Linked DNA regions of Homo sapiens: all the other regions are linked to region 3. Evidence: read pairs that join two places in POLR2A ChIA-PET (ENCODE). Cell type or tissue: Panc1. All regions are shown on one strand. Links, peaks and the distances in the headings refer to the core of each region. The heading gives the core; the rest is flanking DNA.

Region 1 (8,211 bases), core at 1,688-6,687, 210 kb before region 3:
TTCTGTTTTGGTGATTTGTCAATGTTTTGTCATGGTGTTCTTTCTTATGTAGTTCTACCTATTGTCTCTATTCTTTGCTAAATCCTACTTAGGTTTTGAGTTTGACTTCAGTTTTATCTTCCTCTTGGCCGTTATCCCAACCAAGTGGCTGGCTGGGTCCTGCCTTTCTAGTTTAGTTCCTACCAGCCCTATTGTCTGGGCATGAAACACTGCTCTAGATCTGTTTCATCTGTTTTTAAGTGGATAACCTTAGAGAACCTACTTTCCCTGAAGCAATAGGATTTCAGCTCTGTAACTGAGCTTAGCCCACTTACAGCTTGACATTGTTGCACATAAAACCACTTAGACATTGTTCTCAAGCTGTTCTCTCTTGCTGGGAGCTTCAGCTTCTACATCAAGTGTTGCTAGTGTGCACACACTGAACCATGAATTGATATTTTTGCTTTCTCTCCCATGAAATAAAATTTAGAATAAGGTACACATAAGTAGCTCTTAAAATAGTTATGACCTTGGATTTGTTTGATCTTAATTTTAGATTTTTAGTTAATCAGCAGTAGTTTGAATCACTGTAATTTCCCTCCACTTAAATATTTAACATCATTTGTGTGATATTAAGGGATTCTATCTATGCCTTTATGAGTTGTTGTTTGCAATATATATTAAGTATGCTATTAATATGAAAGAAAGTCTCATGAATGTGGTTTTATCAGTTAGAATTAGGTTTTGCTAAATTGACAAAAATACAAGATAATAATTTTATTTTTCCTTCATATAAAATCAAACTAGAGGTAGAAGTCCCAAGTTGACACGGTAGTTTCAGGAATCACTGGGGACTCAGATTCTGTCTGTTACTGAATTATTCCCAATACTCAGCTGAATTATTCCCAATACTCAGCTCCATTTCATGTACAAAATGGGTGCTTAAGGACCCATTATCAAGTCTGTGTTCCAAGCAACCAGAGAGAGAAAAGAAGGAAGTGCAGCCTTTCCTTAAGAACATATCCCAAGAGCCCAGGCATGGCTCTCCTGCTTATGTTCCCGTGGCCATGAACTTAGTTACATGGCCAAACCTAGCTGAAAGGGTGACTTAGGCTTCACGTGCCCAGCTAAATATTTGGAATTCTATTACTAACATTAGTAGAGAATGGATTTGGGGGAGTACCAGCTAACTCTGTGCTAAAGGATATTTACTTTTGTAAAGAAAAACTTTAAACTTTCTTTTCCATTCTTTCCAAAGATTCAGAATTCTTCATAATTTTAAGGAGGAAAATGTGACATATAGTTTTCTTTTCCTTGTGTAGCAGAACATAAATGGTGAGGGTGGAAAGGTAAAGTAGTAGTATACTTCCTTAGATGGAGTATTGATACAATTATTTAACCCACTTAATGACAATAGAACTTTATTTGAATTACAGGATCAGGCTACATAAAGGGACAATTAGAGATATCATTTCTAGTGATTCAGAGTGAGTATAAGAATATTTACTGAAAAAAATTTTTATCTCCAAATTTCTCCTCTTACCTTCATTTTCTACTGTTTTCAGCAGATAGCAGTCCTAAAATTTCATTTTAAATATATATTACTTTTTTATTTTGTATACTTTTGTTGGAACAAACTTTATATACTTTGTGGAGAGAGAATGTATTGTGTAATCAGTGAGCTTTAAAAGACAAGAAAAAAACTAAACCATATCTTGTTAAAATTATGAAGACAAAACTGTACTTAACATCTGGTCATGACTATTTCAAGCAACACTCATGTGATTTGATGATATGCTAGATAATTATGAGAGTTGGGTTTTATATGGGAAAAAAAGTAGAGTGATTTTTTAATACATTTTCTAGCAACCATTTCAACTTAAATTAAACATACTTATGTTCCTATAATAAAGTAAGCTATACATTTTTTAAATCTCACTAAAGCCTAATAATCTACAGAAATTTATATGAATTTCATATATTCATGAGGAAAGAGAATTTTAGTTTACAATGGTTAAATTTTTAAGTTAAAGTGTATAACGTAATGCTTTTTCATCATTAGATAGACTTTCTATTTGGAAAATATTTATGATTAGGTAATCTACTTTTAAGTATTGATGTGTTATATGTTCAAAATTTAAAATATATTAAAATTAATGATAATATAAATAAGCCAAGGTAAAGAAATGAACCAATACTTATTGAATACGTTCTATGTGCAGACACTATATAAAAAAAAAGTGAATATAGATTTTTTTTTTTTTTTTTTGAGATGGAGTCTCACATTGTCATCCAGGCTGGAGTGCAGTGGCACAATCTCGGCTCACTGCAACCTCCGCCTCCCAAGTTCGAGGAATTCTCCTGCCTCAGCCTCCCGAGTAGCTGGGATTACAGGTGCCCGCCACTATGCCTTGCTGATTTTTGTATGCTTAGTAGAGACGAGGTTTCACCATGTTAGCCAGGCTGCTCTTGAACTCCTGACTTTAGGTGATCTGCCTGCTTCGGCCTCCCAAAGTGCTGGGATTACTGGTGTGAGCCACCGCGCCTGGCCATGAATATAGATTTTTAATCTCACAATAATCTGTCGATATGGTTTGGATCTGTGTCCCCATCTAAATCTCATCTTGAATTGTAATAATCCCCACATGTCAAGGGTGGGACCAGGTGGAGATAATTGAATCATGGGGGCAGTTTCCCCCATGCTAGACTGGTGATAGTAAGTTCTCACAAGATCTTACAGTTTTATAGGGGGCTTCCTTCCCCCTTTGCTTGGCTCTCATTCTTCTCTTTCCTGAAATCATGTGAAGAAGGATGTGTTTGCTTTCTCTTCTGCCATGATTGTAAGTTTCCTGAGGCCTCCCAGCCATGCAGAACTGTGAGTCAATTAAACCTCTTTGTTTTATAAATTATCCAGTCTTGGGCAGTTCTTCATAGCAGTGTGAGAACAGACTAATATATTTCTATATCTTCATTTTACCAACAAGCTAATTAAAAGTTAGGAACTAGGCATGGTGATCATTATTAAGTGATGTGCATCCAATTTATACTCTTCACCAAGATTTTTCCATCTTGCTCCACCATGATATGTTTTATTTTCATTGTTTCATAATCTTAGGATGAAATATCTAACATATCTATTTTGAAAGGTATGGTAATGTTATTGTATCTGTGTTCTGTCTCCTTTATTTTTAAGTATATATTTCAAGGAGTTAAATTATTTCGCTTGTTGCTATTTATGAAAATTCCTTGTAGCAATAGAACAAACCGTTTATTCAAGAATGTGAAATTCGGCCCTGCTCTAAACTACATTTGTTAATTTAACTTGACATATTTATTAAACAGATGTTATGTGTCAGGTACTTGCCTAAGCATTGAGAACACAGTAGTGGGTGACTTAGGCAATAAATAAACAACTTGAAAATAATAAAAACAACAGTTTTAAAAAATAAAAAAAAGTAGGGAGATAAAGCAATCCAAGGAAGAGTCTGAGGTATAAGATCTATGATCAAGGAAGACCTTTCTCTTCATGAGATCATATCTGAGCAGAGACAGAAAACACAAGAAGGAAAAAAACAAAACACCATACTCCATGGGGAGGAAGGGCAAGCATAAGGGACATGAAGTGGTGCATGCTTGGAGAACTCTAGGGCAACAAGGAGGTCTGCATGTTTGGATGAATTTGGAGAGTGGTGGAAGAGGAGGCTTAGAAGTAGGTTTGGAGATAGACAGGGTCCAGATAATAAATGGAGAGCTTTGTAGGCTACGGTTAGGAGTTTAGTAGTAAGCTCTGCTTACTCAGATTGAGGGAACAGCCTCACTCTGGACCACTGCCAGTCAGCATTGCAGAAGGGACTTACAGCTGCTCCCCAGAGGCAACACACGTCACTTCTGTGTAGAGTTCATTGATGAGAGTGAGTCACAGGGCCAGTCCTGAGTCAGTGAGCCAGAATGTAATTATCCCTGAGAGAAGAGCAAGGAACATGTGTGAATCATAACACAACCTATCACAAGTAACTGTCTGTTAATTGGAGGGTCCTCTGGGCCCCCAAATGAATTTCATATACTCCATATGACAGCATTTAAATCATACAATTTAAAATACTTTTTCCCAACTTTGCAAGAAAAAAAAATTCAGCTATGTCATTGAAACAGATCAGCCAGACAGATAGGTCTGGCTTTATTTATTGAAAGCTCCAGAAAAAGAATGACTGGGTTAAAGCAAGGGAGATAATTATTTCTGAAGCTCTTTAACATATAACCAGATTGCCTTCAAAATGGGGGTGCATGAATTTATGCTGTGATCAGCAATATGTGAGAATTTTCCTGAATTTAAGCTCTTAACATATGAGAATTTTAAGTGTCATTGAAGCATCATTAGCAGTTTGTTTTCTGACTTCTTATATTTTGGTTTTTTGATATAGGATAATAGGGGTACTTTCTCCTGCTCTGGCTTGTAAGAAGAGCTACAATTTTCATGTGTTTAGCTCTGAAGATGGCTTTTTTTTTTTCATGTCGTCTCCACCTGCAATGGAAAATGGTGTGAAAGAAATAAGCCTTTGTCTTGAAAAACACTAGGATATTCGTGTTGTTTATCACTGTGGCATAACCTAGACTACCTTGACTGAAATAATTACACTTCAGAAGATTGAAATGAAGGCACACTAAGACTGCTACATGACGATCAATCAGTAACAGCACACAATACGCATTCAGATTCTATGGAATGTGAAAACAAATAGTGGTTTCATGTATGAGGTCAAAATTAAAATTCAGACAGGAGGAAACTCCAAATGAAGAGGTGTTGATTTAGAGTTAACCTGTCACTCACAGATGACTGTGGTTTGGTTTATGATGAGTGGCATCAGAGACTTATTTATTGTCGTAAGTACTATTATTGATTCTTGAGAGCAAGGCTGAGGAGGCTAACTCATCTAGCCTAAGGATAGAATTATATATACGGAGAAAAAAGTGTGCTAATATGTTTATCATTGCATTTCTATAATACTCAAACCCTGAAACAACCTAAATATCTGACTTTAGGATGGCTTAATATATAGTATAAACTCAGATATATTTTGCTGCTATTAAAATATGTCACATTGCTAAGGGTTACTTGTGAAAATGCTTGTGATGATGTATATGTGTGATGTGTGTATATGTCTGTGTGTAAATATAAAACATAGTAAAAATTGAAAATTAGTATTTCTGGATAGCAAGGAACAAAAAATGTGGCATCTGTAGCCATAAGGTGGAGAAAAGAGTGATTTTAAATTATTCTTGCCACATTTAACAAAATTTCATCACCCTATGGTATATGCACACACACTTAATACAGAACAAAATAGGGCCTGCAGGATTTGGCAGGTAGGGTTTTGTGGTTGATCTTGGAAAAACAAGATTTAATTGAGGGAGAAAAGAAACTCAACATGATGTATTGGATTAGCAGGTAATTTTAGTTTGTGTTTTTCCAAATGTTCTCTCTCAGCCTTGAAATTAAGCAGATAACATATACAAATACAAAATGCTCATAAAGTGTTTAAAAGAGAAAATCTGAGTTTTCATGGACATGAAAAATAGCATTTTTTTCCCCTTAACATTGCCAAATTTTCTTGTGCAATTTAGAACGAGTCTCTTTGTGACTCCATATTAATCAATTTCATAATCTTATACCTTCAATTTGTCATTTAAAAATGATTCAGACTTTTGTTTCTAACTGTGGTTGGAGTCTCTTAAAAACATATCCTGTGTGGCTGTAGGTGCCATATGCTAAGGTTTAGCTTTACACTATTTATCACCACGGTCCCTCATCCTTTTTGCTTCTAATTCTATGTGTAATAAAAGGGGAAATTTATCTTTATTTACTTAATTTCAAGCCTCAGAGATTGCCTCTGCCATCCACACACAGCAGCAGCGTTGGTAGTCAGTAACCATGAGTGAGTGGAGGCATATGTCTGCACATCTCTTCAATTACCCTCCCCTGGACTTTCTCACTGTCAGCTTTATCTTCATTAAGGCAAAGCTACCACTTTCCCTTTGCATTTTTGTGTGCTAGGTCCTTGGTAAAAGGAGCTGGTGTTTTGTTCTTTAGTGCTATCTTTTGTGTATTAGCTTAGCAAAAAATAAAGAGCTTGATGAGAGGTGTATATGTGTGTGTGTGTTACCATTTTGTATTTACAGTGTAAATGTAATACATGCCTATGAATATAAAAAAATGTAAGAAATGCAGAACAGTACACGGTAAAACTGAAAACAGCACATCATCACAGAGATGATATTAACAGTTTGGCATATATCATTTAAATGCTATTCTATGTATATAATTGATGCTTTCTTTTCAAAAATGTAATCAGCCTACAGATATTGTTCTGTAATTTTTTTAATACTCTCAACACTCTACCATATATGTTTTTCCATGATCACATTCACAGACCATTTCCATCCTCTATAACTGAAATTATTCTATACTTTAGGTGTATATATTTATATAGATCAGCATTCCACTGGAAAGCTATTGCTTTTTATGTGAATGGATATCACATAACTATATTATTGTCTTTTTCTTTCAATCACACTGCTTAATCCCCTAGATTTCCTTATGGCATTTTCAAACTGAGTAATTTTTCTTTGCCTTTTCTTATAAAAATAAGTATCAAAATCCAATTATTTCAGTCAAAAATTTAAAAAGAAAGGGAAATGAAACATCATGCTTAATATGTGCCAGGATTTATACTAGGACTTTTAAATGTATGTTTTTTATCTTTATAAAAATTGTGTGAATAAAACCCATTGGTAATACAATATTTATTGAACACCTCCTTTGTGCCCAATGTTGTGTGAACTAGCTGTCATGCAAGTTAGATATATTGTGATCATTTCATAAAGGGAAGAGAAAACTGACTTCAAGAGGCTAAAAACTAAAGGTGATAAATGGATGTGATAGTATTTGAACATGTCTGTATAAAAACATAGCCTTTATTTTTCTATTAAACCATTTAATGTTACTCATTTAAGTGTTTATAATAGATAATATTTGTTTTATATTGTTTCACAATTCATCTTCCTAAAAATTTAATAATTTAGTTAAAAACCTCCAATGGCTTGCAGTTCTCTAGAGGATCTCATCTGAAATACTCAACGGTGTTTCAAAGCCATTTAAACTCCTTTGTCTCCAACCCCTCTATCTATAATCATGCAGAACTAATTTTCATTCACCGAACATTACATGTCACAACTTTGCATATCGCTTTCTCAAATGCTACTATATCTTCCTTCTATACATGGTAAACTTATATTCGTATTTTCCATACAACTAAATTGTCGACACCTCTGGGAAGCCCTCCTAAACTTCCTCAGAGAGAACAGTCACTTCCTTCTATGAGCTGCTATATCAATTTAGACATGCCTTTACCATATTATATATCATATCATAATATAGTGCAATTATGGTTTTAGCACAGACTTTTAGAAAGTAAAATTTGTATTTGTAACTTCTATTCTACCCAGTCTAGTTCCTTGGGTAGCAAATAGTCAGTGCTCAAGAAATTAGAGCTAAATAAATACCACAGAATACTTAACTTGAGGTTAGATTCCTACCCTGACCACTGAATAAGACATTACCAAATCTACCGCGAGAATATAGATCAGCTTTAATAATCTAAATCTGCATCTTTGAGGGATGAGTATTTTTGTATGGATGGATGATACTAATTATGTCCCAAACCTTCTCTATTACTGTAGCCAGTTTTACTCTAGGATTGTCATGAAAAGGTGAGAATACAGGACAGATTTCTTTCCACTCTAGGACCATTTAAATAATCCAACAGTTATTGCCAGAGTTTACTATGAACTTAGGTCCAATGCATGTTGTTTCACTGGGCACAAGAAAAAGACCTAGGGAAATGTCCCCTGGCCTCTTTTTAAGGCATCAGAGTCTTGTGTAACTTCATGACATCTATGTCTTCTCTGTTTATAATTTTCTAGCTCTGGTAAATCCAATACTGAAAAGTCATTCAAATGTCTCTTTTATTGGATTTTGCTGCTGTTTGAGCTACTTTTGATTTATTTTTTATAAGCACCTTCTTCTTATGTTAGAAATAATCTTTCAAGTGAAAGAAGTAAGTTCATTTCAACAGTATCCTATATTTGGAAGTTGTTCTCATCTTATGAGCAACTTTACTGGTTATATGCATATTTATGCTGTTATAAAAATCTTTTCAAATAAGGTATGAATTT
Region 2 (8,211 bases), core at 2,208-7,207, 180 kb after region 3:
GACATTTATTCTTTGATTAAGACATAGTAGGATATACTAATAAGTCATGATATATTAATACAGTACATACTCTATAGTAATCAAAATCATAAGCAGTATATATGAATCTCAAAGACAAAATGTTGAATAAAAGAAGCTAGAAACAAAAGAGTACTTACTCTATGATTCCATTCATATGAAGACCAAAAAGAGGTGAAGGTAACAGAATTGAAACAGAGGTGTAAAGTAAGAGAATTCAGAAATGTCTGATTAACCTTTGGAAGCAAAATTATGACTGAAAGGGAGCATGCTGGTAATATTCTATATTTATCTATACCTATATTTATATCTATATCTAAACAACTAATTTGTCTTAAAGTCTCTGAGTGCCAGACATGGCAGGCAGACTTGAAGATGGCCTCCTTTGGTTATCACCTCCTGCTATTTATACTTTTGTGTATTTCCTTCCTTGAGTGAGAATTGAACCCAGAGAGTTATTTTTAATGAATAAAATATAGCAAATTCCTTTTATGATTATGTTACATAAGATTGTGACTTCTGTCTTATTAATAAACTCACTCTCTTGCCAATTTTGATAAAGCAAACTGCCATGTTGGAGAGACCCGTTTGACAAGGAACTGAGCGCAACCTTCAACCATTTGCAAGGAAGGAACTGAGACCTTCAGTCAAACAACCTTAAGTCATGCCCAGATTCCTGTCCCTTAGAAACTGTGTTGTTTTGAGATGGCAAGTGTTGGGGCAATTTGTGATGTAGCAATAGATGTTACATTAAGCAGAACATTTCAGAAGCCACATTAGCCAGCAAGTTGCTAGTTCTGGATAATTGAAAACTACTTAATGCTGTAAAGCAGATTATTTGAAGTTAATTTTTTACTGCAATAATATTTTATTATAAGTAGGTGTGCAAATAGTTATATGGAATGTTTGCTTTGGACTATGGGGACTTCCAAGATGTGAGACTTACAGTTTCAAAACCATAACAGTCTTGGGAAAGCCAGGACAGTTAGTCACTTTACATATTGACTATGAAATGATTTTTACTGTTTATTTTGTTTTTCGAACCTAACAGGGGCTTACTATTGGTTATGTAAGTGAATATTCAAAGTAAATTTTCCAAAGTAAATATTTTTCATATAAAACTGAGACTCAAGAAAAGGAAGCTATAATTTTTTCTTGTTTTCTTCTCTTTCTCTGCATGAAATTATTATGTGAAAAATCAGTTATTGGATTTCAATAAAATAACACGTATGGGCCCTATTTTAGAGGATCTATCTGAATATTTTGCTGTTAACGATGACAAAGCCTTGCTGAGATGTCATAAATCAACTGAGTAAAGGTCAATTTTCACCAGAATTGTCAACACTGGTCAGTCTTACTGTAACAATTTCCACATGTAAGGGAGTGTATTAGTCCATCTTCATGCTGCTGATAAAGACATACCCAAGACTGGGAAGAAAAGGAGGTTTAATGGACTTACAGTTCCACATGGCTGGGAAGACCTCACAATCATGGTGGAAGGTGAAAGGCAAGTCTCATATGGCAGCAGACAAGAGAAGAGAGCTTGTACAGGGAAACTCCCATTTTTAAACCCATCAGATCTCGTGAGACTTATTCACTATCATGAGAACAGCACAGGAAAGACCTGCTCCCATGATTCAATTACCTTCCCCAGGTTCCTCCCACAACACTTGGGAATTGTGGGAGTTACAATTCAAGATGAGATTTGGGTGGGGGCACGGCTGAACCATATCAGGAAGGAATAAAGAAAACAAATAGATCTCAGAACAATCAGTCTTTTACAGGGAATGGCATCTTCTACAGTAAAACTTGTAAAGACTAAGTCACTTCCTGGGGATCATTATCCTTTAAGAGAGCTATTAATTAACCTAATAATGACCATAAATGTGGAGTTGATGTCTCCCTGCATCAGATAATTTGGATAGTACTCAGACTAATTTTCTGAAGTTATTTATCCAATTAACCTGAAGATTATTTGTAATTACTACTACTTTTATCACAATACCTTGGGTTGTGGTGATAGAAACCCTAGAAAAAATTTTTAAATCATGTTAAAATGGAATTTAACCATTTTAGCCATTTGTATTCATCCACCCATTAGTATGGATAAATTAATCATATATTTATTATTTGTACCTTAGAAGAGAACAAAGCTAGAAAATAAGACAAGTGCATTTTTCCAAGGAAAACAAATATTGAAATATATGTGGCTTTTTTGCTTGAGGACTAGATGAAAAGCATCAGGAATAGCCTGGGAACTGGTGCGGATGGTAGATCCCAAGGGAAGAAGAGTAAAGAATATCAATATCAAGATATAAGCTGCTTTTACATTATATTATACCTGTATTTAAGCTTTGTTAATAACTTTCCCTAATTAGTTCTTCTGTAATATTAGATTAATTTATGTATAGGTGGGAAAACAGAAATACAGTTTTGAGTGCTTATACAGGAAAGTTCACATGTGAGGGTTGAGGTCTCCTCAAATATGGTTTAATATCCCAATGCATCTTCACACCACCTTGTAAATATGCATACAACCTCTGCTTTTTCTTAACTATTCAGCACTTTTTTTTATCTTTATGGAAATCTGGGGAAGGGAAATCATTTCCCTGTCAGGATTAAATTTTTTAGAACTCTAGAGTGCTCAGGGTTAACATTTTAAAAATAGGTTTATATTCCTTGGAGCTGAAGAAATTGAAAAGAAAAATTACAGTTACATTCCAGCAGAAGCATATTTAAGGTAACTCACATATTGACGGCAGAGGCAGCCCATCTGGAGTGGCCTCTGCCAAGATGCTGGCTGCAGCGGGGGAGGCATGGCCAGGGCTGTGTGCTCCACAAAGCTGGTGGAGACCAGGAACAGGTGGGACTGCTCCCTACTGAGTCAGTGGGGTAGGAACCACACACTCCTCTGCACAGCTGCAGCAACCCAGCAGTAGCTCCAGACCCAGGCATCACTGTGGTCTCCGCGTCCAAGAAGTCTCCCCTGCCCCCGCAGACTCAGAACTGCCTGCTCCCACACCCTGGCCTCTCACCAATCCCAGTGCCCACTCAGCAAAGTTATGGCTGAGCCTGGGTGTTGTCACACCTCTGCTAGATGTGTGCATACTCATGGCAGCGCTGACACACCAGCCCCCTGTCGCCTCAGCCCCCTCCCGACTTTGGGCACCGACGAGCACAGGGGAGAGTCAAGGGGTTACCGAGGGCAGTTCAGCGCAGGCCTCTAGACACCCCATGGCATGGACAGCCAGGGCACCAAGGATGACATGTTAATGACAGCAGGAGGTAGAAAGGTACCTGGACAGAAAGGGGCAGGTCTCTGCTGAAAACCCTCCTTCAATCCAGGAACAGCTTGAAGCCTGGGGGCCGGGCTGCCAGTTCCTGGTGGAGTCTGCAGCCCGGAGTGAGAACTTAGGTGCTTTTTCTGGGCCCACCCATGGCTGCGCCTGGATGGTTCAGCATGCACTCCATCGTTTCTGAGCCCATAAACACCCCGGACTTAGCCAGGCTCACAGAGATCTTGGGACTACCAGCTGTGGGTCTCCTCGACTCATTGGGACGACCTGCCTGTGGAAAGGCATTAACTTCTTTGGGTCTTCTCTCTGCTTAGGGCTGCACTCATCAGGACTGCCTGCCTGCAGAGAGGAGCTACCCACTCCAGGTCTCCTCTCTGTTGAGAGCTGGACACTCATCAGGATGACATGCCTGTGGAAGAAGCTACCCACTTTGGGTTTCCTGAGAGCTGTTCTGTTGCTCGGTAAAGCTCCTCTCCACTTTGCTCACCCTCCAGTTGTCCACATACCTCATGCATTCTGGGCACAGGACAAGAACTCAGGACCTTCTGAAAGGCAAGACTGAAATTGCTGTAAGACAAACAGGGCTGAAACACACCTCTCAACCTGCCACGTTACAGGCAACAAGGAGTACAGAAGAGCTGAAGCCCTTTAGGAAGCCCAAACTTAGGGGCTCCCAGAGCCGTGGCTATGACACCCACTTTAGGGCTCTGTAGTTTCTCTCATCTCCAAGCTTCCAGGTGCCACCATGTTCCCCTTGTCCAGATGCAGGTGCCCACAGTGGAAGCTGTTTGTGGTGCATCTGATCCAGCCACAGGCTTGCACAGAGCCTGTGCCTGTGCCAGTGCCTGGAGCTGCCCATCTTACTGCAGCAGTCAGCGTGCCTGACTGTACCCAGTGGCTGGACCCTGTGCTTGCTCATTCACATACCCCTCACCACTCCATGCCTGGCTTGCCCCTAGTATGTATGGGATCTGGGCCAGTAGCATGAGCCAAGAGCCACCTGCCATGCCTTGTGGGCAGAATGAGCCCAGAGGGCACCAGCTAAACTTAGGCAAAAGTGCCACCAGCCACAGAGGTTTCCAGCTGGAAAAGCAACACCCAAAAGATTCTGTGACAATATAATGATCTTGAGTAAAAGCTTCTGAGTAACTTCCTTGATAGATTGTGCTCAGCTGTAGCCAGTGTGAAGGTGTCCACATAGCTCACATCTGGCCTGCTTTATGGAAAGTAAATGATAGCCATCATCATTAAAAAGCAGTGAAGCACAATGTTTAACTGTGTAGCATCTATAGGCATTGTCCAGGTTCAATGTCCAGATCTGTCACTTATTAGCTTTGTGATTTGGGTAAATTACTTAACATCTCAACTTCCTCAGTGGTCAAAAAGACCATACTCATTGTTAAAACTTTGAATCAATTAAGGTGGCCCCTAATATGTGATTTCAATTAGCCAAAATGTTTGGGATGGGGTTTGGGGTGAAGTGGTTCCTAAAACTTAACTGTATTGTTTCTGAAGCCTGATAGATACAATCCTGATAGATACAAAGCCTGATGGATACAATCTCCATCTTTCGATGGAGAATCTGAGGAAGGAGACAAAATACAGAAGATTAAAGAATTATATTATAAAAAGAATAATGGCTACAGTTATGGCACATGGAGCTAAGAAGAATTAGATACATCTACTAAAAATTGTAGACAGCTGTAATGCCAATAAAACCACCAGCTGAGCTATCAGAATCTGTGACTAAAAATATATAAGAATCAAAATAACCAATCTTTGGGCTGTCAACCTTCTAAGAGTAGGAAGCAAGTTGAAAAAGCTCGTCAGTCTCCAAAGAGCATGTGAAACTGCATAATCACTTCACAGGTAGCTAAAGATGATAATGGAAAAGAAAGAATCACCAAAAGAGAATGAGGATAAAAATGGCTACTCCCAAGGAGCAGAATCAGAGCTGAACATGAGACATATCCCATTCCCAGGATGGCAAGCTATTTAAGTATCTGCCCAAGAAGATCTCAGAAGTTTGAAGGACCACTATCTGCTGTTTTGCTCTGATTCTTTCAATTGCCAGTAGGAGTATTTGTTGCATTTCCCTGCGCTGTTTCACCATTGTATGTCAGGTATGCTGAAGGTAGGACTGTTAAAGTCAGGCATTAATTTGCCTCCCTACTGAAAACACAATGATTTGCATATTAAGGATGGTCATAACAGACATTAAAGACCAAAAGTCTTCAAGGCAATACTGTCCATAGATATGTAGTACTCAAGTGACTGAAGCTACCTCTGGTGACCAGTGGGAACTTGCCATTGGTATAGTTGACTTGGTATTGCTACATGCTCTGTGGGGATGATCCCTATCATGGACATTGTCCAGTTAGAAGATGTGGTATAAAATTTGTCCCTGATTTTAGCTGATGTGATTAATGGTATCAACTCCAACATGAAAGACATTCAAATCAGTCTCAACTCATTGGACAAGGCTGTTTTTGGTGACAGAACTAGCTAGACTTCTTTGTGGACCAAGGTAGTATTTGTTCAATCATTAACACATCCTGCTATATCTGGATTAACGTCTTAGGCCAAGTAGAAAGGTCAGTACAGAAAATTAAGCAGAAAGCCATCTAGCTTTCTAAGATAGACATTGAGCATTTATGGCCTTTGTTCAGCTGATTGGGTCAGACATTGTCTCTGGGGAACATGATTGAGGTCAACACTGAAGTTTGGTCTCATACTGCTGCTTAGAGTCATGTTAGTGGATGCTTTAGTTAAATGCTGCATAAAACAGATTACAGAGATTTTATCCCAACTCACTGTTAATCAGATTAATTATTATGGTCAAACTTAGTTTACCTTTTAGATATGTTTCTTATAAGCAACATATAGTATTATTTTTTGGTTCTATTTAACTATAGCCTATAATATTTGCTATAGGAGTCAGTTAATTGATGTCATTGTATATTTATTTGGATTTATTCATAAAGTACTATATTTATAAATATTTATTTATAAAATATTCATCCCCCTTTTTATTCCTTTTTAAATTGTTCTTTACTTTTTTATGACTAAACGTTGCTTTCTCGTGGTACAGTTTCCTTTTCTAGTATTTGTAGTACCTGTTATATTTCTATCCTCTTCTTGGTTATTCTAAAAAATTTAACATACATACTCTGTTCATCAATATTCAAAAATAACCAACAATTTCATCCTTAATCACATCACTATGAGAACATTAAAACACTTTAAGCTGTGTTCATTCTATTCTAAATCACATCCTATTTTTAGTTATTTATTGCATTATATTATAGAATTTTAACTGTTTTATACATAAAATGTGTATTAGTATGTATCCCTATGTATACCAATTTCCATGCTCATTGTTTAGCATTGTTCCTTGTACCTCATATCTCCTAATGGGATCCATTTCCCCCCCCCCCTTAATTATAGCTTTGGTATTTCCGTTATTCAGGGTCTGTTGGTGGCAATCCTCTCTGTTGTTTAGAGTTTAATTGAAATTTTTCTTCTGAAATTAAAATTGTTTTTTCTTGTTCTGAGAAGTAAATTTTACAGTGTATTTAATGCTAGAGAATGGATATTTTATCTCATTACTTGGGGGTATTTTCATACTCCTTCTACCTTCCGTCGTTTTTAAGTAGTCAACAATTGTCATTCATTTCCTTTTAGGTAGTAAATTTTTTCTTTGGTGGCTTAAGATTTTAAGATACCTTTTCCTTGATATTTGGTACAAACATTATGGTTTTTTTTCTGTGGTTGGTTGTGTATGTCTGTATAATTATGCTGCTTGGGTGTTATTTGATTTCCTATAACGCAATATTAGAATTTTCTCATTAATTCCTTGAAAATTATCAACCAGTAGCTATTTAAATATTGCCTCCTCAATATTTCACCTTTCCAGTGATTAGATATTAAAATTGTTTATTCTCCATGTAGCTTAATTCCTCTTTCATATTATCTATGGCAGGCAGAATTCTATGACAGCTCCCAGATCCTCGTCCCCAGAGATTATACACCTCCTGTGTAATCCCATGGGATAATCACCCTTATGATTAGGTTATATGACACCATTGACTTTAGAAAGAGAAATTAACTTTGGAGAAATTGACTTAATTCTGAAAAAGAAATGGTTTCTTCCTGAAAAATAAGTAAGAAGCATAAAAGAGATCAAACATGAGGGAGACTCTGTTGCTGGCTTTGAAAACGGAGGCTGTCACAAGATGCAGATGGCTCTTAGGACCTGAGAGAAAACCAAACTTTGTCTAATCTGCTTCTAATAATAAATGTTGAATTCTTAATATTAATAATTATAGTTTTTACTCTAAAAGTTGTATATATACACAAGTGTGTATGTATATATACACAAGTGTGTATACACAAGTATATTTACATATATACATAAATGTATATACATATATACACAAATGTATATACATATATACACACATATAGTTCCATTTATATGGTCTATTACATTTTAATGATATTTTCAATTCATTTAAAACATTATTTTTAAACATAGACCTTCATTTATGAAAATGTCGAGGCCTGAATTGAAGGTTGGATCTTCCAAAGATGTGTTTTTTCTGCCTAATATTAATATGGTTTGGCTCTGTTTCCTCCACCCGAATCTCATGTTGAATTGCAATCTTCATTGTTGGAAGAAGGCCTGGTGGGAGGACACTGGATCATGGAGGTGGATTTCTCCCTTGCTGTTCTCATGATAGTCAATGAATTCTCATGAGATTTGGTTGTTTGAAAGTGTGTAGCACTTCTCCTTTTGCTCCCTTTCTTCCTCCTGCCCTCACCATGAAGAGGTGCTTGATTCCTCTTCGCCTTCTGCCGTGATTGTAAGTTTTCCGAGGCTTCCACAGAAGCAGAA
Region 3 (8,211 bases), core at 1,239-6,238:
CCCTAAACATACTTCTTGGCAATCCTTATTTTCTCTTCCATGAAAAATGGATTTATATTTTCATCCATATTTTTCCAATTAGGTTTTAAAATTTTTATATTGATCTTCAGTACTTCACCTTATATTCTAGATACCCATGTCGAATTAACTCGATTCTGGCAATAATCTTTAACAGTCTTTGCACATCTGTGCATTTTTTTTTTTTTTTTGAGACAGAGTCTCACTCTGTTACCTGGGCTGGAGTGCAGTGGCACAGTCTTGGCTCACTGCAACCTCCGCCTTCTGGGTTCAAGCGATTCCCGTGCCTCAGCCTCCCAGGTAACTGGGATTACAGGCACACATCACCATTCCCGGCTAATTTTTGTATTTTTTTTTTTTTTTTTTTTTTTAGTAGAGACAGGGTTTCAACATGTTTGCCAGGCTGTTCTTGAAATCCTGGCCTCAGCAATCTGCCCACCTCGGCCTTCCAAAGTGCTGGGACTACAGATGTGAGCCACCGTGCCTGGCCTGGTTCGTGGTTTCTGACATGTTTAAAAAGTACTTCCTCTTTTATTTATTTTACTTATCATTTATCTCTCATTTGATTTTGAACAATCTTGGAATAACTTTCTCAAAGGTAAGAGGTAAAGAAGCAACTTTGTCATCATATTGTTAATCAGTTTTCCCAAAGGAATTTTATCTACTGAATTTGATTTTTTATGCTGCACATGTTGTATACTAAGCTTCCATTTTTACTGCTGGTGCAGGGTCCAGGACCCCAGTGCCTGGATAGTTGTGCTTCTGGGCACATATACCCTGAGTGTTATCCTATTACCCAGTCCCCAGATCCCTACTCTTATCTCCCTTAATCCTTTTAATGGGTTGCTTGAAGATAGAAGTCGCTCAAAAACCTGTCTTAGTTGTTCTGAAGGAGAGGTTCCCTCTGAAAATCTAATCAATACTGACAGAAGAGAGAAAACTCACCCCTTTTAAAAAATCTCAGTAAATCATTTTGCCCTGCAGTGCTCCATCAATGAATCAGTGATGTGATGTACTTTACTTCTTGAAACGTTTACTTAATTTCTCAGGACAGGGAATACTGTGGTAGAACAAAAGATTAAGTGTTCAACTATTATTTTCAAATTAGATTTCTGAAAACAGTAGATTTGAAATTGTATCATTTTTTGTTTTTTGTTTTTTGTTTTTAAGATACAAGTGTTACACCTGGAAACAATAAGGCTCATACTGTAAAGCCTTAGATGAAGGGATACAGAATATGATATAAATTTCAGCACATGGAGAGCCCTGCAAGGGACTTAAGACTGACTTGTTGATCTTTGCTGTCATTGTCAATAATTACAGCAAGCAATAGATGGGCCAAAAAGCCACCCCCCAGAGACATTCCACTGCCAATCTCCCCAGTATACAAACATTACATGAAGGGGCACTGGTTATTCCAGTTCAGGATTTGCTGTTAAACTTGACTTGGATCACATAACATTGATTTGGGTAAGTAAATAGGCAGAATCACCGAAGATCTTCAGTCATGATGATCATACATGGTGTTATCCAAGGCTGATTGGGCCTCAGGAGAAACATATGGATTTGTAGCATTCGGAAAATTAAGACAAGTTTGTGCAGATCCATAGGTTTGTTTATACATAATGAGGCTCCATGTTCCAGAGCTGCTATTAGGGCATCAAGAACAGCAGAGTGGTAGAGGACAAACCATATACATATGAGTTTTTCTGTTTTCATAGCACTTGGATGCTCTGGACAAACACAGCACTGACTCAGATTGTCAAGTGTAGTTGCCTCTTGATTAACCACACTGTGGTGCTAGACCTATGGGGAAAAGGGACCATTAATTGTTCTGCTCTTTCCTGAGTCTCCTGGAGCTGAGGTGTTCCCTATGTGCCAGGGTTTTTCTTCCTCCACTACTAAAAAATCCACATGTTCCATTTCAATGGCTATACATTCAACTTTTCTCCAGTCATCCCCGATTCTCACCCAGATCTTTATCTAGAAGGGTCAGGCACATGTAGGACAAGGGCATTATATCTATTATATCTCCCAACTTGGCCTGCATGGGTCACTAAGGGAGACTCAATGCAGGAAGACGAGGTAGCTCACAAAAGTGGTCATGATATTTATTTTGTTCCAATAATCAAAATAGCTCAATTAGAATTAAGTTTGAGTGCTCAAACCCCTTTTTGTCTCAGCTTCCACCCAGAGATTTACCAACCCTAAGGGGTGGTTGTCAAGGGAATGAAGAAGGCATCAAACCCAAGTACTGTCAGTGCAGAACCTGAATCTTTAATATAGGTCTATATAACCATTCACTCCATTTGTCCTGATCATTACTCAGGAAATGGCTAAGAGGAGATGATCCATTCAAAAAGATGACTATTTCATGCCCAAACTGCCTTATTAAGTATAGGGACTTGTAGGGGAAGAGGGAGATAGAGTCAGAAATTTTTGAGCTGAATTTTGAGGAGGCTGTTTCCCCATTTGGTAATACCAGATGTCTATGGAAGGTAGGGAATGTGGAATATCTATGACATTTCTTGACTACTGGTCCATTGTTAACTGGCTTTTGTGATAAAAGACACTGTATTTTCTGACTGCAAATGGCCTGGAAACCTGAAAAGGTGACACAGATTAGTTTCAAGGGCCATAGTAGTGTGGCTGGAATTGGCCAATTGGACGAGAAGAGCAATAATGTAACTTGATAACATGTCAACAGCAATGAGTGTGGCATCATTGATAACCCTGAGAGGAGGTCAAAAGTCCAATGTAGTCAATCTGTCAGGAGCAGGTGGGGTCACTATAGGCTCTACATCCTGTGGCCTTCTTTACCACTGGACAAATGGCTATCTTTCAGCAGGAGTCAAAAGTCTGATAAGCAACAGTAACTTATCAAAACATAAAGTCTATTTTTGTGCGCAGTCTCTAATGTTGGATGAATTGTCATGTGCGGTTTAATGCTGCAGCTAGTTGGCAGTCATGGTCATCTAGGCAGTGCAGGTTTTATTCGGAGCTGGATTTCAGCCAGTCTTATCAGAGAACAGGTTATTAGCATGGGTATTTAAGCAACTCAAACATCTGATAGGCAGCTGTGGCTTATTGCCACAGTTCGCCAGTTTTCCAAGTGGCAGTGCAGTTGGGTATGCTATTGGCAATTGTCTAAGAGAGAGTCAAAATCGAACATTTTGTCTTTAAAATTATTATTTAAAAGTATTATATAGTCTTTAAAAGTATTATCTAAGGCAACGGTGATGTGATGATGGCTTTCAATTCAGCCCCTCGTTCTGAAACTTACTGCAGTTGGTCTTCCAGAGTTATTATCGGGGAAAGACTGGGGATGCCACCCAGTGGACACTATCAGCTATTAACTCAGCTGAATCATCAGGGAATCAGGTCCAAGCCTTTAGAGGAAACTCTGTAAATCAAGGCCTCCATTGAGCTTGCAGCTTTGATTCAGACAGCAGAATGAGAAATAAAATTTCCCCTAAAAGGGTAGGTGCAACCACTTCATGTAAAACCGAGATGCCACCAGGGCCAAGCCAACTATACCATTTCATTTGATCAGCAAGGCTTGCTGGTCTCTTGTCAGTCATGGAGTCTGATTGATCCACCCTAATATGGGAGGACTCAAAACTTCCAGCTTGCAGCTGCTCAGTTTCAGCAGGACAAAAACTCTCTTCCGTTTAGAAGGAATTTACTTGCTTCAGGCAGGTGGCGCCCTTGTACTGGGAAGTTGCCACTCCTAGTGTTCCCACAGCAACTGTCAGCTAAATGATCACGAAAGCTGTGATTTTCTTCTTTCCTCCTTCCTCCTGGATTCTATTCTGTTTTTGCTGGACCACATAGGGGGAGACAGGAATCACCACTCTACATTGCGCAGTACCTGCACAGAAAAATTAACTCTAGACTTTATGAGCACTTACAGTACAAGCACATAGCACATTAATTCCAATTATACATCCAATAGTGGAAACTACAACAGTACATTGAATAGCCCCAAAGGCTGCCCCCTCCCCTCCCTGAGGTCGCTTTAATTTTCCTTTTCCACTGCAATTTGCCCAAATCTATTAGTTGAGTCCAAGTACATTTTTCCTTCTCAAGCACATAGACCAAAGTGTTTAACTATACTGGTCAGGGGCTCTAGCCACAGCCACTGGGAGATTATACTATTCTGTAACACAAAAGTACAGGAATCAGGGAAGTAAGGCCACGAGGGACTAAGATGTGGGAAGAGGTCATAGAGGAAATTATTTTTCTTTCTCTGTCCTGAAGGAAATACAAGTATTTTTCCCTGAAATATTGAGGATTGTTAAGTTAAAAACATCAAGGACGCAAGAAAGCACTCTGCCTCAACCTCTGTTTGCCTGATGGCCAGACATCAATCCTTCCTTACTGTAGACAGCACTTATCAGGCCAGAGAAGGCACCAGCAGGCACCAGAAAAATCTGGAAACAGATTTACTGTCTTCCCACATTTTTTCACTTTTTAAAAGACTACAACTGCTCTTTTTTTTTTTTTTTGTCTTGTCACTCTATAGGATTTATGCCTCTTTGTTGAAATGCTATTTAATCAAGGCCCAAGCCAGTGCTTTCTGAGAGAAATACTTTTGAACTGAGGCTTCTCCAAATGATGGGTACAGCATTTGTTAATAAGCTTCTGCTTGTTTTTCATTTATTAATTTGATGTTAGTTTTCAGGAGAGTGTCTCAACTAAGAATCTAAAAAGGGAGAGAAGAGAAATGATGTTTTCTTCCCTACAGTCTGCAGCTTCAGGTTAAGCATTTTCTCCTCTCAAGTGCATCTCCAGACTTGAGTCTGGGGACCCTTTTCTGCCACTCCACCTTCCTCCCTTTATGGTTCCTCCCCAAAATTCTTGGCCCTATGGCCACCTCTATGTTTAGCATACCCTCTCGAGGAACTCAACTAGAATAGTGACTTGTGTGCCTGTATTCAACATAGCTATAAAATTGTGAGTGCTTCTTCTTCCCAATGTTCCTTAGCATACTCAGCCTTTTTTCCTGAAGCAAGAGAGGTCAGTACAAAGGAGAGAGAGGGACATGTAAGAGTGCATGGAAGGGGAAAGCAGCTTTGCTCCAGACTTGACTAGACTTAGCATTTACTTAACAGTTTTAAGGAACTGTACCCTTGGTCTCCCAGGCTCAACAGTCTTTTAATATTTTCTGTGCAATTAAAGTTCTAAGTCCAACTTGCTGAAACCATTTCCTTTAGCTATATGTCCACCTACTTCCCTGTTGTCATGAAAACATCCTTCTTCCTCCTACCTGGAAAAGCATGAGCCATTTAAGTGACATTTCAATCCCATTTCTTGCTGCTCAGATTCATTCACAGATATAAGAGCAGGGGGCTTTACTAGTATTCCTCACCCACCTCCTAGGCAAAAGTATTTATTAACTGATTCTAGGGAGTCTTATAGCTTCAAACCCAGTCCAGGTCAGCTCTTGTCTTTCCCCTCCCAGAAAATTCTGTCTGTGCCAACATTTCATGCTTGTCAAAATGGCCAGAGTCTGGGGTTTTATTCTGCTTACCAACTAAGTTAGCTTGTTACTGTGTTGTGGATGCTTGCAGAAGACACACAATTCCAGTATCAGAGACAAAAGACTTTATTTAGGCATAATGCAGCAAGTAGCAAAATCATCTTACTTGCGTTTGTTCTCCTTTTCCCTCCCACCCCCGCCTTCAGTCCCAGTGGGGCGGGGTGGAAGGGTCCAGGGAGATACTGTGCATTCAATGTGTTTTTTTATTGCAGCTGGGAATCTGAGCTTGGGAATTTACTGCTTTTATTGTAAGTAGTAGGCAATCCTACTTTTCGAGTGGATAGGTTACCTCACCATTCAAGATTGCTGGCTGCAAATTCAACCCAGAAAATGGTAAGGAATGGTCAAAGCCTTATATTTTTGGCATAACTGGCAAGAAGTAGAGGGAGCTCAGGGCCCATGGAAGATTAACATTTACTACAGATAAAATAAAATAAATGAAACATCATATTTATTTGTAAATGAAAACTAAATACATTTTAACCTTAAAAGCCACAGGAGATTTTACAGATAAAAACTAATATTTTGAGTACATAAACATTTAATGTTTTCAATGTGTCTGAACAACTGAATTTATTTTAATATGAACACAAAATATATTAAAGATTTTAATAACTTTAATTTATTTGGAACTAATTCAGATTGGTATGATAAGCCCCCAGCATTATAATAGATAAGTGGATAAAGGATATAAATTAGTAGTTTATAAAAGGGCTTCTAATGACTAGAAATATTTAAAAATATTTCAATATTTCAATTTCTATTTCAAGTATACAAAAGGTAATATTTTTATTTAACAAACTAACTTTTCTTAAGGAAAACATCCAGCGTTGGTGAGGTTTCTGAGAAAACACTTTCACACAGTACTTTTCAGTAAAACTTTTCTGGAACTTGCAAATGGTTATCAAAAGGTTTACAATGATTATGTTACTTAATGGAGTAATTTATTTCAAGTAATCTACCTTAACACTTTATCATAGAATAAGTACTAAATGTATTATATGCATTTTTGGTGCACTTGCAAATTCTGTTTGAAAAGTGGCAAATGATAAATAAACGCAAAGCTCCCAAAGAAGTCTGAAAATGAGATACATATTTATTGTCAAAAAATTCAGTTAGAAATTACATATAAAGAGAAAAATTTGAAACAGACTTAAATTACCAGTAGGGAAATGAGTTTTAAGATAAAGGCTTATATAGGAGTAGAATATTTTTGTAACAAAGAAAGTGCTTTTTGCAAATAGTCTACATTTTAAGTAGGAAAAAGAAAACTAAACGCAATGTGATTTGTATTTTTTTAAAAAAATAGATACCTAGATAAAAGCAAAACAAGAACTATAATGAAAATTTTCAAATTATTACGTCTTGGCAGTGGGAGTTTACAGAGATTTCTTTTGTTACCTTATGCTTTCCAAATATTCCAATAACATGATGTGATCCATACCATATTTAATTATGTATCATCATATAATTGTTTTTATAAATTTTAGTGAGATTTTTTTAAATTAACTTTAAAGGTATATAAAATTATTTTAAAGTACCATTCAAATGTTAAAATAATTGTAAAAATATTTTAGAATGTTATTCTGAAAGATCAAAAATTTTGTTTTAATAGATATTGAAAAAGTTGAAAAATAAGAGTTGAAATATGCTTCCAAGAACATGACAACTAAATTTAATATTGAATGCTGGATGGAATTCTGGGACTGAAAATGGATATTAGATAGAAAGGAAGGAAATCTGAATGAAGTGTAGACTTCTATTTATGACAATGTATTAATATTGGTTCATTAGTTGTGGCTAATATAGTTGTGACTAATGATATCTAATTAAACTAAAGAGCTTCTGCACAGCAAAAGAAACTACCATCAGAGTGAATAGGCAACCCACAAAATGGGAGAAAATTTTCACAATCTACTCATCTGACAAAGGGCTAATATCCAGAATCTACAATGAACTCAAAACAAATTTACAAGAACAAAACAAACAATCCCATCAAAAAGTGGGTGAAGGATATGAACAGACACTTCTCAAAAGAAGACATTTATGCGGCCAAAAAACACATGAAAAAATGTTCACCATCACTGGCCATCAGAGAAATGCAAATCAAAACCACAATGAGATGTCATCTCACACCAGTTAGAATGGCAATCATTAAAAAGTCAGGAAACAACAGGTGCTGGAGAGGATGTGGAGAAATAGGAACACTTTTACACTGTTGGTGGGACTGTAAACTAGTTCAACCATTGTGGAAGTCGGTGTGGTGATTCCTCAGGGATCTAGAACTAGAAATGCCATTTGACTCAGCCATCCCATTACTGGGTATATACCCAAAGGACTATAAATCATGCTGCTATACAGACACATGCACACGTATGTTTATTGTGGCACTATTCACAATAGCAAAGTCTTGGAACCAACCCAAATGTCCAACAATGGTAGACTGGATTAAGAAAATGTGGCACATATACACCATGGAATACTATGCAGCCATAAAAAATGATGAGTTCATGTCCTTTGTAGGGACATGGATGAAATTGGAAATCATCATTCTCAGTAAACTATTGCAAGAACAAAAAACCAAACACCACATATTCTCACTCATAGGTGGTAATTGAACAATGAGAACACATGGACACAGGAAGGGGAAC

The links. Peaks named below come from ENCODE experiments on the same cell type or tissue, not always from the same donor. Only the 100,000 strongest peaks of a DNase experiment are listed, where the experiment ranks them.
Region 1: POLR2A ChIA-PET joins it to region 3 with 14 read pairs; 1 of 35 experiments calls an interaction of 5 or more read pairs at or near these places.
Region 2: POLR2A ChIA-PET joins it to region 3 with 10 read pairs; 1 of 35 experiments calls an interaction of 5 or more read pairs at or near these places.

Annotation. Positions count from the first base shown.
Region 1 is chr7:81,680,781-81,688,991 of GRCh38, reverse strand. All of the region lies in intron 1 of LOC100128317 (a long non-coding RNA gene), which reads left to right. Among named protein-coding and RNA genes, the nearest start is that of HGF, 85 kb to the left of the region's middle. RefSeq lists a silencer at 3,768-3,817 and an enhancer at 5,529-5,698. In Panc1, for the core only: no CTCF peak of the experiment used is centred there; DNase peaks (open chromatin) are centred at 3,831 and 4,318.
Region 2 is chr7:81,290,059-81,298,269 of GRCh38, reverse strand. No RefSeq gene overlaps it. Among named protein-coding and RNA genes, the nearest start is that of SEMA3C, 380 kb to the right of the region's middle. RefSeq lists an enhancer at 3,060-3,561. In Panc1, for the core only: no CTCF peak of the experiment used is centred there; no DNase peak of the experiment used is centred there; H3K27ac peaks cover 4,018 bases.
Region 3 is chr7:81,465,716-81,473,926 of GRCh38, reverse strand. No RefSeq gene overlaps it. Among named protein-coding and RNA genes, the nearest start is that of HGF, 300 kb to the left of the region's middle. In Panc1, for the core only: CTCF peaks have their summits at 3,515 and 3,716; a DNase peak (open chromatin) is centred at 3,719; H3K27ac peaks cover 4,892 bases.